2 separate regions of the Mus musculus genome follow, and region 1 is linked to region 2. Evidence: chromatin contacts called from ENCODE POLR2A ChIA-PET data. All regions are on one chromosome and are shown on one strand. The core of a region is the stretch at or near the end of the contact, and the rest is flanking DNA. Distances in the headings are between cores, read along the strand shown.

Region 1 (5,246 bases), core at 597-3,096, 150 kb before region 2:
TGTGCGTGCAGTACTCTGTTATGTACGTATTAAGGTCTTAAAGTTATCAAGACTTCATTTTTGTAGTTCAGAGTGATGCCAACCCGAAGTTAAGAGGATCGTTTATTAGCCATTGGGCTAATGCAAATTTCTAATACATTTCAGAGTGAAAACGGCTTTTTTTTTTTTTTTTGGTTGCTTTTTAAGAAAGAAGCACCCAACTAGGCAGTAACAGCTTTTAAAACTGAGGCTAAATTCTAATGTTCGGCAGGGACTTAAAACAACAGAGCAACCTCTGGCATGCCTTTCACATTTGAGCCCCATTCTAGGGTCATTTCCACGGTTCCCACGTTCATCTCCACAGCCATCACACCGCTCAGTATTTCGTTCTTGTAAAAACTGGTTGTAGAACATCAACAGTCAGGCTGGAGTCCAGAAATTAACCCGGTGTATGCTGTTCCAAGTGCTGGGGCTCCCCCAGGGAGCCTGCAGGAGTCAGAGCCCAGCAGGATCGGCCCCCGCGCGCACCGGGACAACCGATGCTCTTTGTTAAAGAAACAAATACATTCCGCGGCGGCGGGGAATGGTGGTGGTGCTTGGGGGAAGAGACCTAGCATGCATAACTGCGCCTAAGAAAGACCATTAGCGAGCCGCTGCAAACGCAGGACATCCCGGGCACCGTGTCATTGGCTTTTGTGCCCTGGAAGGCGCGTGAGAGTGCCCTGCTCAGAGGCTCCCCTTTGTGTGAAAGTGTGCAAACCAGAAGCCTGCAGCTCCCGCTGGCTTCGCCCCTTTTTTTTCCCCAATTCGTGGACACTTGGAACAAGATACTCTTCCTCCACACACACGCGCTCCTTCACCCTGGCTCTGAAGATCTCGGGACTTGAGTTACTTCTCGGAGGCGGACGGGACTAGAAGCGACAAAGACTGGGGCGGGCGGTCGCGGCTCCCCGGGACCCCCCCGAACGGGGGCCGCCCGCCGCGCTCCGCAGCTGCGCGCTGGGCCGCCCGCCCGCCGGCCACCGCGGGCACCAACCGCCGCGCAGCCGGGCCGTTGGGCGGTGGTAATTTCTGGGAACGGGGCGGGGTCCGGGGTGGACGAGCTGGGAGGCGGAGCGGGCGGCGCCCCGGGCCGCGAAACGGGCGGGGCGGGGCGCCACGTGCGTCAGTGGCCGGGTGGGGCGGGCCGCGCGCTCCTGCCCGCCAGCGCCGCCACCATCCGCGGAGCCCGGGAGACGCGCGGGGACTCTGAACACCCGGGCTGACAAGAGTTTTATTTTGCAATCGCTCACTTCCCTAATGCTTAATCTACGAGTGCAGAGCGGTCCCTGGAGGTCTTGGGAGGGGAGTCCGGAGTTGGAAGGGGGGTGATGAGGGGTGACAGCAAAGACCTGAGAGTGGCCCAAGAGGTGCGCGTGTCGTCCCGGCCGGGCTGCAGGTGCACGCGCGGCCCCGCCGTCCCCACGCGCTGGTCCCGCGTCCGCAGCGCAGTGCAGCGCGCGACGTGGGGGAGTGGGGAAGCCCCGGGGACGCGGAGCGGGACGAGTGGCGAGCGTCTCCACCTGAGCAGGCGGGTTCGGGCGAAGTTGGGCGCTGAGAAGAGGGCGGGATTCGAGAGCGCAGGAGGCGGGCTGCGGGGGGCCCGAGGGCGGTGGGGAGTATAAATAGCCGGCCCGGTTTGACAGGCGCTGCGGTGACTGGCGGTGTCGCCTCCCCCGGCGGCGCGCGGGGAGGGAGGAGCGCGCGGAGCGGCCGGGTGGGGGAGGCGGACTCCAGTGTCCTGGTGGCGGCGGCAGGAGGCCGAGGGGGAGGAGCCGAGGCGGGTGCGGAGGGCGGGGGCCGGCCGCAGCTTCCCCGCGCCCGGCTGTGTCGCCGCCGTCGCCTCGGCGGTTGGGGGGGATCTGTAGGGTGGCGCGCGCGGGGGGCGCAGCGCGGTTTTGTCTCGTCCTGTGGTGCGGAGCGGCTCGCGCGGTGGCCAGGGGAGGCCCCCTCGGCTTCCCGCAGGACGCCGGGCCAACGGCGGGCGGCTGCGGCGTCTCGGCCGGTCTGCGGCCCTGAGGGAAGGGCAAGGGACTCGGCGACGTGGAGGGAGAGCAGGTAAGAGCGCGGGGACGGCGGAGGCCGGCGGGAGCGAGCGGGAGGGAGAGGGAGGGCGCGGCGAGCCAGCCCGGCCGTCCCGAGTGTCGCCTCCTCCCGGGCGCCCCCGCCCCGCGCCTGTGTTGTTTGCTCGGGCGGCGGCGGAGGGGCTTTCCGGAGGCTGGGGCGGTGACACCGGCGGAGCTGGGGGCAGGGCGGGAGCCCGCACCGGAGCGGCCCGGGGCAACGGTCGTGGCGCCGAGGGACCGCGGCGCGCGCTGTTTACCTCGCGGCGCCAGTCATCGCGCGGCGGCCGGGCTGCCGGGGCAGCGCGTCCCGGGCGGCAGTTTCCGTCGCCGTCGGGCCTGCTCCCCGCCGCCGGGGCGGGCACGACAGGTTGTACTCCGCCGTTCTTTTATTCTCACTCTCCGCCGGCCCTCCGTCGCCGCCTTCTCCTGGTTCCCCGGGGAGCCAGGCTGCGATCACTATCTGTGTTTGCAACAAAACAACAAAAAAACCCTGGGGCTCTTGGAAGCGCCTAGGTCCAGAGTCTCCTCCGGGGTCCTCCGCCGGCGGTGCTGGCCCTTAGGGCATCTCGCGGAGAGTGTCGTGGGCGCCCCGCGCGCCTCGGTACCGATTCTGCCTCAGCGGCGCTGCGCGCGGCGGCCGGACCCACTCAAGACTTTAGTGGGACATTTTTACTCTGTCAGCAAAGGACGGAAAAATAACCCACGGACCAACTTGGTGGACTGTCCTTATGGGAACCACGTTCTCAGCTGTATACCCTTTCTTTAAGTTCTTAGTACTCTATCAATAAGATGGGGGACGCGTCATTGTAACCCTGGAACATCTTTCTCGTGTTCATGACATTACTCTGTGGTTTATGCTTTAATCCGACAGTGAGAAAGTATAATAAAAACTGCGCCTCTGAGCTCAAGACTTTTGTTTTTGTTTTTTTCTCCAAGTCTCAGTTGAGAGGCAAACTGCTCACTTTCTCTAGTGGACAATGTCCATCCGGGCCCTACTGAGATAAGATTGTATATTTGTGGGTTACAGTTTCTTTAGAGTGTTGAATGACTTCGTATGAGACTGGGAACTGTTGAATTATGTTTAAAGGGATTTAGGAATAAGATTTATAGAAGGCATGTGGCTGTAGTTGATACATCCAGTAAATACAAGAAGTTGAAGTCTGATGTGTCTTCAACATTTAAAATCTCAATATTTAACGTTATCCTTTGCTGTTGCTGGTTGTTTGCTTGCTTTTTGTCTGTCGAGACAGGGTAGAATCTCTGTGTAGCCTTTGTTGTTCTGGAACTTGCACTGTAGACCCAGGCTGGCCTCGAACTCAGAGATCAGCATGCAGCTTCCCCCCCCCCCCCCCCCCCCCCCCCCCCCCCGGCTCCGGAGTGCCTGGGTTTCAAGGTGTGTGGCACCATCGCCCTGGCAGTGTTATCCTCTTTATACTTGTTTACTTGGATTATTCACTGTACTTCGCAGACATAAACAGTTGCAAAATGTTTCGACAGAGTTGAAAACTTTGGGTTTTTTTTTTTTTTTTTTATCCCAAATTTCTTCAATGGTAAGTTTACCAAATCAGGGTTGATGATTTTACCTGTTCACAGGTTGTGTGTATCTTTTTTTGGGGGGCGTGGTGGTGGTGGTGGTGAATGGATCGGCATGGGGAGAGGTTGCAGCATTATTGAGATACTAACCACATGCCATTCAGTTATAAGTGTACAAGCTCAGTTTTTAAGGTTTAGTCACAGAGCTGCACAATTACTGAACTCAATTTTAAAGCATGTTTTTACCCCTAAAAAAAGATCATATGGGTCTGCAGTGTAGCCCAGTGGCACAGTGCTTGCTTTGCATGGGGGAGGCTCTGAGTTCAGTCCTCGGTACTGCCAGCGGAGACACTAACCACCCAGCGAACATACCAGTTAGCCATTACTCACTTGTCTCTCATCTTTCTGGACCTTTGTATCCCTTATGGATTTTCCTGTTCTGGGTATTTCATGTAAGTACAAGTGTGCAATATGGAGGCTTTTGTGATGGCCTCTTTTGCATAGCATAAAGTTTTTGAAGTTTGTGCATGTTGTGGCATGTATCAGCACATTACTGTTATTATTATTTTGCTGAGTAATGCTCCTCTATGGATAGGCTTCCTTATTTTTATCCATTCATCGGTTGGTAGGGATCTGAGCTTCCACCCCTGGCTATTGTAATTTTTGTATGCAAGTTTTTGTGTGGATGTGCTTTCATTTCTCCTTGGAGTGATATTTTTAAAGAAATCAGCCTTTTGGCATGATATCAAAAATAGTTCCTCCATTTTGAGAATATAATCCAGTCTTTTGGGTTTTTTTTGTTTTTTTGTTTTTTTGTTTTTTTTTGAGACAAGGTTTCTCTGTGTACCCCTTGCTGTCCTGGAACTTACTCTGTAGACCAGGCTGGCCTTGAACTCACAGAGATCTGCCTGCCTCTGCCTCCTGTGTGCTGGGATTGAAGTATGCACTACCACTGCCTGGCTAATCCAGTATTTTTTTTTCTTTCTTCTTTTTATCTCATCTGTATTTTCCTTTTAAAGCAGAATGTGACTGGGCACTATTTACAGTCACAAGCCTTGCTGTGTTACAAGACCTAGGAAACTTAGGGTTTTGTTCTCGGGACTCTAATCCAGTATCTATAAAAATGAATGGGGTTGAGACTATCCCAGGCTTGCTTTATAATACTTTTTTCTGTCCACTCCTAAAATTTGCCGTAGCCTGTTTGGGGCTAATTAACTGTCCCTCCCTGAAGGCCCAGCCCTAGGCAATAGCCATTTTGTTTCATTTCCCTGTGTTTGCTTCCTCTGGTTATTGTGCATCATGGAATCATAATGCACATTTTTAAGGTTTGACATCTTTCATTTAGCATACTTTAAAGATTCTTTCCTACATTGTAGCATGTATCAGGACTTTATTTCTGATAAGTAATATTTTATGGCTATGCCAACCGACCAGTTATGATAGATATTTGAATTGTTTCCAGTTTCAGGCAGTTCAAAATGATACACCTTGAAGGTTTGATTACAAGTCCTTATGTGGATGTGTGGTTTTCTCTTCGTGGGTGTAAGCACATGGAAATATGATTTACTGTATCATATGTTTAACTTTCAGAGAAACTTCCAAACTGTCTCTCAATGTGGGAATCCCATA
Region 2 (5,563 bases), core at 3,029-5,528:
CTTCTATCCCTCTGCCACCCAGAGGTACTGCAGTGTAATGGAATCTGTGGCTCTGGTCCCTTTGGAATGGGAAGACATCCAAGCTTGCTCATTCACGGTTGGAGCTGGAGTGCTGTGCCTGGAACCAGGAAGATGCTAAGGAGCAGATGAAAAGTTAAAGGAGATGGTGACTCTCAACACACACAAGGTTCCTGAATAAGAACAACACAAAGGGATGTGTGGGCTGTTATGGGGTGGCAAGTCACAAGTCCACAGTTAAATGACTGTCCCTTTAGGAGACCTTGAACTCTCAGGTATTTGCCTGCCCCTGCCTCCCCAGTGTGGCTTAGACTTGATTATTGACAATCTCTCTATTTTTCTGAGAAAAGACTATGGAGCCTCTGTCTCGTCGGAGCATATTTCAGGAAACATACCAGGCCAGGCTTTGTGTGTGGAGTTACTAAGCCTTTATTCCAAAGATGTATTTATTTATTTTAAGTATGAATACAAGTGCTCACAGAACCCAGAGGTGTTGGCTCCCATGGAGTTATAGGCCCTTATGGGGCATCCTTTGCGGGCGCTGCTAGCAAGCTGGGGTTTCTGGAGGTGCAGTTCATGTTCTGACCCACTGACATCCAAACTCTATACAGGTGCCTTTGGGTATTTTCCCAGTGAAGTGGGTATGTTTAAATTGGTTGTCAACCTTTTGGCTATTGGTTAGAAGCAGCAAAAAAGAAAAAAAAAATCAAGACTAATTGTTTTCAGTAATATCCTTTCTGTAAAAAACGCAGTGTGCTTTACTGGTGATTAACACAGTCCCTCTGAAAATGGAAGCCAGGGCCCCATGATGTTTGCCTTGGACCAGCCTCCCCTCTGGGACCCCCTGGTGGCCCGGTGGAGGGCTGGGTGCAGCTGGGGACTGTAGAGGCCATCAGTACCTACAATGCAGCTGTTCCTGGTTTTCCGGGATCATTTCCAGTTACAGAGAATTCCCCAGGAGATGACCAGTCAGAAATGCAGGGGGGAATTCCTCCACAGAATTTCTGGAACGAAAAGGATTCCATTTTCCTTAAAAAGGCTCCGCTGTTGAACCTCCTCCTGCCTCTGACTCACTTATAATTAATGGCATCAGCAGATCGGAACTTGATGGCTGTTCTGAAAACTGTTTGTGGGTTACATTTATTTTTGGATTTCTATGCAAACGACAAAGCAGAGTTTGGAAATGTTAAAAAAAAAAAAAGGTCATGATGTAATTTTTGTACTGTGATTTAACCTGAAGGCCGGGGCCTGAGAGGAAGTGGAAGGGAGCTGGTGTGAGGAGCTATTTCAAAAGCTGGGTGTCATGGCACTAGCGGGCATTTCCAGCCCCCCTGGGAGCTGCGGAAGGAGAGCCACTGTGAGGTTCAGGCCAGCATAAACTACATGAAATCCTGTCTCAGAACAATAAGTACAGCTCCCACACAATAACAATTACAACAACAACAAAATGAAATCCCAGCCCCCTCTTCCCCGGGGTCAGGAGAAACCTATTTCCAAGCTGAGCGTTTTCATGTGTACCTGTAACCACAGCCCCTGTGAATCCAAAGCAGGCATGAGGGTTGCTGGAAGGTAAGGCCAGCCCAGACCTCAGAATAAAGCCTTGTCCTGGTAACTGAAGAGAGATGACAGACAGATAGACAGATAGACAGACAGACAGACAGCAGTCAGATTTCCTAATTACCCCTCTCCTCAGTTACTGTGGGTTGTGACTGAGTGACCCCTTAACTAGTGGGTCAGGGATGCAGTTAGAAAGGTAGTCATGGTGTTTCTCTGACTATAGAACCGCTGTGTACACAGAGAAGGAATCTTATCCACAGGAAAGAATGAAAGACCGTGAAGAAGAGTGTAGTGGGAATCTTAATAAATCCCAGCTTGGGGTTCCTTCCTGCCTTTGACCATTTATGTCCCCGAATGAAAGATACACACAGCTATATGTGTGTGTATTAAGATTTACTTATTTACTTTATGTATATGAGTACACTTTAGCTGTACAGATGGTTGTGGGCCATCACGTGGTTGATGGGAATCGAACTCAGGACCTTTGCTCGCTCTGGCTCCGCTCGCTCCGGCCCAAAGATTTATTTATTATTATATGTAAGTACATTCTAGCTGTCTTCAGACACACCAGAAGAGGGCGTCAGATCCCATTACAGATGGCTGTGAGCCACCATGTGGTTGCTGCGATTTGAACTCGGGACCTTCAGAAGAGCAATCAGTGCTCTTAACCGCTGAGCCATCTCTCCGCCTTATATTTTTAAAATATGCCTTATGCAGCACAAGAGCTGGGCAACTGCCTACCCTCTATGCTGTTAGAATCTACCTCCTTCGGGTTGCTACTTACAAATTTCTGTGTTCCATCTTGGCTGCTCTTAACTCCAATTGGTCAGCCCACGGTCTCTTGGCCCAGAGCTCAGGCCTCTGCTTGCTTCTCTACTTCATGGCGGATATTATCTCTCTCTCCTGAACATTCTTCCGAGAGATGGCAGCTCTTGTCCCCCTCCTCCAGTTCCTCGTGGTCCCAAGCCTGGGAAACCTAAACTGCTGCCTATGTCTCTTCTCCCCAGCTATTGGCTGCTGGCATCTATCTTAACCAATCAGAATCAACTGGGGGAGGGTCCCTCAGTGCGGACTTTCTCGTGCTAACAGTTTTGGGGGACCCAATTAACATTAGACTACAAGCAACTTTAGGCCTAACCCAATACAGAGGAGTGTTCTGCTCTTCTCCGAGCCGGAAATAATCTCTCTGAAGTAACTGTTGATGTTAAAGAGCATTTACCTTTAGTGCTTGACAGAGACGGTAATTTTTGTGTGAAACATGTAATTTGGACACTTAGGAAACATGCTAAATGCTAAGTAGATGCTTTGCATCCAGGAGCACACCATCCAGAGCGGTGACTATTTTAGCAATCTCTTAAGTTTCACGATGCTGAGAAACTCAGCTGCACTGACAAGCTCTGGGGGCGGGAGTGAGTCACCGAGTTGTGTGACTCACACAGGCTGGGCGGCTGGCTTCCCAGGGGTTTGCTTTGCTGTTTCCACATTTTGGCGTGATGCTCTATGGCTGGGAGAGTCTGGCGCACCCCACATTTCACTCTCTTCCTGCTCATTGGCTAGATGAGTCACCCAAATAATAGAAGACATTCTTACTTTCTTTGAGGGGTAGACATGTGAGTAAGTTTTGGCCAGTGAGACATAAATAGACGCATAGGCAGCTCTCTGGAAGTGTCCCTTTCTCCAATGTCTTCTGAGGTGAATACAAAGGCAATAGCTAGGCTCATCACCTGCCGTGGGCCTCGAGGATGAAGAGTAGAAAGACTGAGCTCAAAGAGTTCTGGGTCCCGATGACTTTGTGGAAACACTATCCTGATTGGGTGTGCTAATTCCTGAATTTATTTCTTTATTTTTAATGTGTGTGTGTGTGTGTGTGTGTGTGTGTGTACACAAGGGCAGGTGCCTGGAGAGTCTAGAAGGTGTTGGATCCCTTGTAGCCAGATGCTAAGTGGACTGACTGTGCATTCGTGTTTTAGACAGCTGTGGACCACCTGACACAGGTGTGGGGAACTGACCCTGAGTCCTCTGAAAGATCTGTACTGCTGAGCTAGCTCACCAGCCACCCCCATCCCCAGAATTTATTTTATATGGAAAAAGAATTACTTTTTAAATTACAGGGAACTTTTATTTTATATGTGCGAATGTTTGGCCTACGTGCACGTTTGTGTACCACGTGTGTGCCTAGTGCCTGAGGAGGCCAGGAGAGGGTCTCAGATCCCCTCAAGCTGGAGTTACAGACAGTTGTTAGCTGCTAAAAGGTGGGTGCTGGGAATCAAACCTGGGTGTCTTCTGCAAGAGAGGCAAGTGCTCTTAACCACTGAGCCATCTCTAGCCGCATGCAACTGGATTCTCTCTCTCTCTCTCTCTCTCTCTCTCTCTCTCTCTCTCTCTCTCTCTCTCTCTCTCTCTCCTTTTGATACAGGGTCTTCCTATGTAGCTCAGGCTACTCCTAAATGTATAGGGATTCCCTTCCCTCAGCATCCTGGGTACTGGAGTTACAGATGTGAGACACCCTGCCTGGTTTTCAGTTTCTGTCCTAGCGATCAGTGAAGCAGACTGGATACTAATGCTTCCTGTTACCCCTCACCTGTGTGGGGGAGTTGTTGACTCAACCCCCGGAAAGCTGAAGTACAATGATTACAATGATCTCATCCGGAGGACCGAGCCAGGAGCCTCTGGCCTCAAGTCTTCAAGCCTGCTCTTGCCGCACGCTCCCCCCTGGGACCCAGCTTTTATGGATCTAACTTGGAACAAGGATCTTTCTCTGTGTCTCCAAGTGTGAAATGAGGTGAAATGTCCCTCCAGTCTTGAGAGGAGGCCCATCCTGGCCAGGGAAACCAGCAGTGGAGACTGCTGGAAGGTAAAGACCTCTGTGCAGGGGTTTCTTCCCAGCTGTCGCCACTTCTGTGTGTACAAGAGTAGAGTTTGGTAAGTTTATGTGTCAGAGTTCAACACTGGTGCTGTAACATTGAGATATTATTTATCTTTTCTAAAATATTTGAGAAGCACTGTTTTATTATTAAAAAAGTAAAGAATCTTTTTATTAATTTTAAAAACTCTAATACATGAAATAATGGGTTTCATATGACATTCAAACGTGAGGCTTTCTCTATCTGTCTCTTTTTATTTATTTATTGTTTGTTTGTTTTTTGTTCTCTTTCTTTCTTTCTTTCTTTCTTTCTTTCTTTCTTTCTTTCTTTCTTTCTTTCTTTCTTTCTTTCTTTCTTTCTTTCTTTCTTTCTTTTTGAGACAGGGTTTCTCTGTATAGCCCTGGCTGTCCTGGAACTCACTCTGTAGATCAGGCTGGCCTCGAACTCAGAAATCCGCTTGCCTCTGCCTCCCAAGTGCTGGGATTAAAGGCCTGAGACAACATGCCCAGCCTTTCCCCCTCCTTTGCGAGACCCTAACAGCAAGCCGTGAGTGGACTTTTAGGCGGGCCAAAGAGTCTTGGTGACTTCTCAGCTCTAAATTACTATTTCCTAGGGACACTAGGGCGAGATTAGTTTTTGCCAGCTCCATACAAGCTAGGGTTGCCTGGGAAGAAGGAGCCTCAGCTAAAAAGTACCTTCTTTTGGTTGTTCTGTGGGTGGGTTTGTGGGCCCTGCTTTCCTCTCCTTTCCCCTCCCCTCCCCTCCCCTCCCCTCCCCTCCCCTCCCCTCCTCTCCCCTCCCCTCCCCTCCCCTCCCCTCCCCTCCTCTCCCCTCCTCTCCTCTCTTCTCCTCTCTTCTCCTTTCCTTCCCTCTATTTTCCTTCCCCTTTCTATCCCTCCCCTTCTCTGTCTGTCTGTCTGTCTGTCTGTCTGTCTGTCTGTCTGTCTGTCTGCCCGTCTGTCTCTTTTTCTCTTGTCTCTCTATGAAGCCCAGGCTGGGGACTCCCTCTATAGCTGAGCTGGACTTGTCCTGACACTTTTGCTTCTGTCTTCACCCTGCTCCTATAACCAGGCAGGACTGTCTTCCATTTTAAAATAGGGTCTTCCTGTGTCGTCCAGTTTGCG

The links. ChIA-PET counts read pairs that join two places held with the same protein, here RNA polymerase II (POLR2A).
Region 1: POLR2A ChIA-PET joins it to region 2 with 13 read pairs in Patski. The contact joins the promoter of Elf2 here to the enhancer-like site in region 2. POLR2A ChIA-PET finds 5 or more read pairs at or near these places in 2 of 5 experiments (Patski and embryonic stem cell).

Annotation. Positions count from the first base shown.
Region 1 is chr3:51,337,244-51,342,489 of GRCm38, reverse strand. It overlaps Elf2 (E74-like factor 2), which reads left to right and starts at 1,846. Exons shown (of 10, transcript NM_023502.2): 1 at 1,846-2,076.
Region 2 is chr3:51,192,971-51,198,533 of GRCm38, reverse strand. No RefSeq gene overlaps it. Among named protein-coding and RNA genes, the nearest start is that of Gm40044, 25 kb to the left of the region's middle. Within about 2 kb of position 4,278, at least 1 of the 3 ENCODE cell types and tissues checked has a DNase peak (open chromatin) inside an H3K27ac peak, as active enhancers do.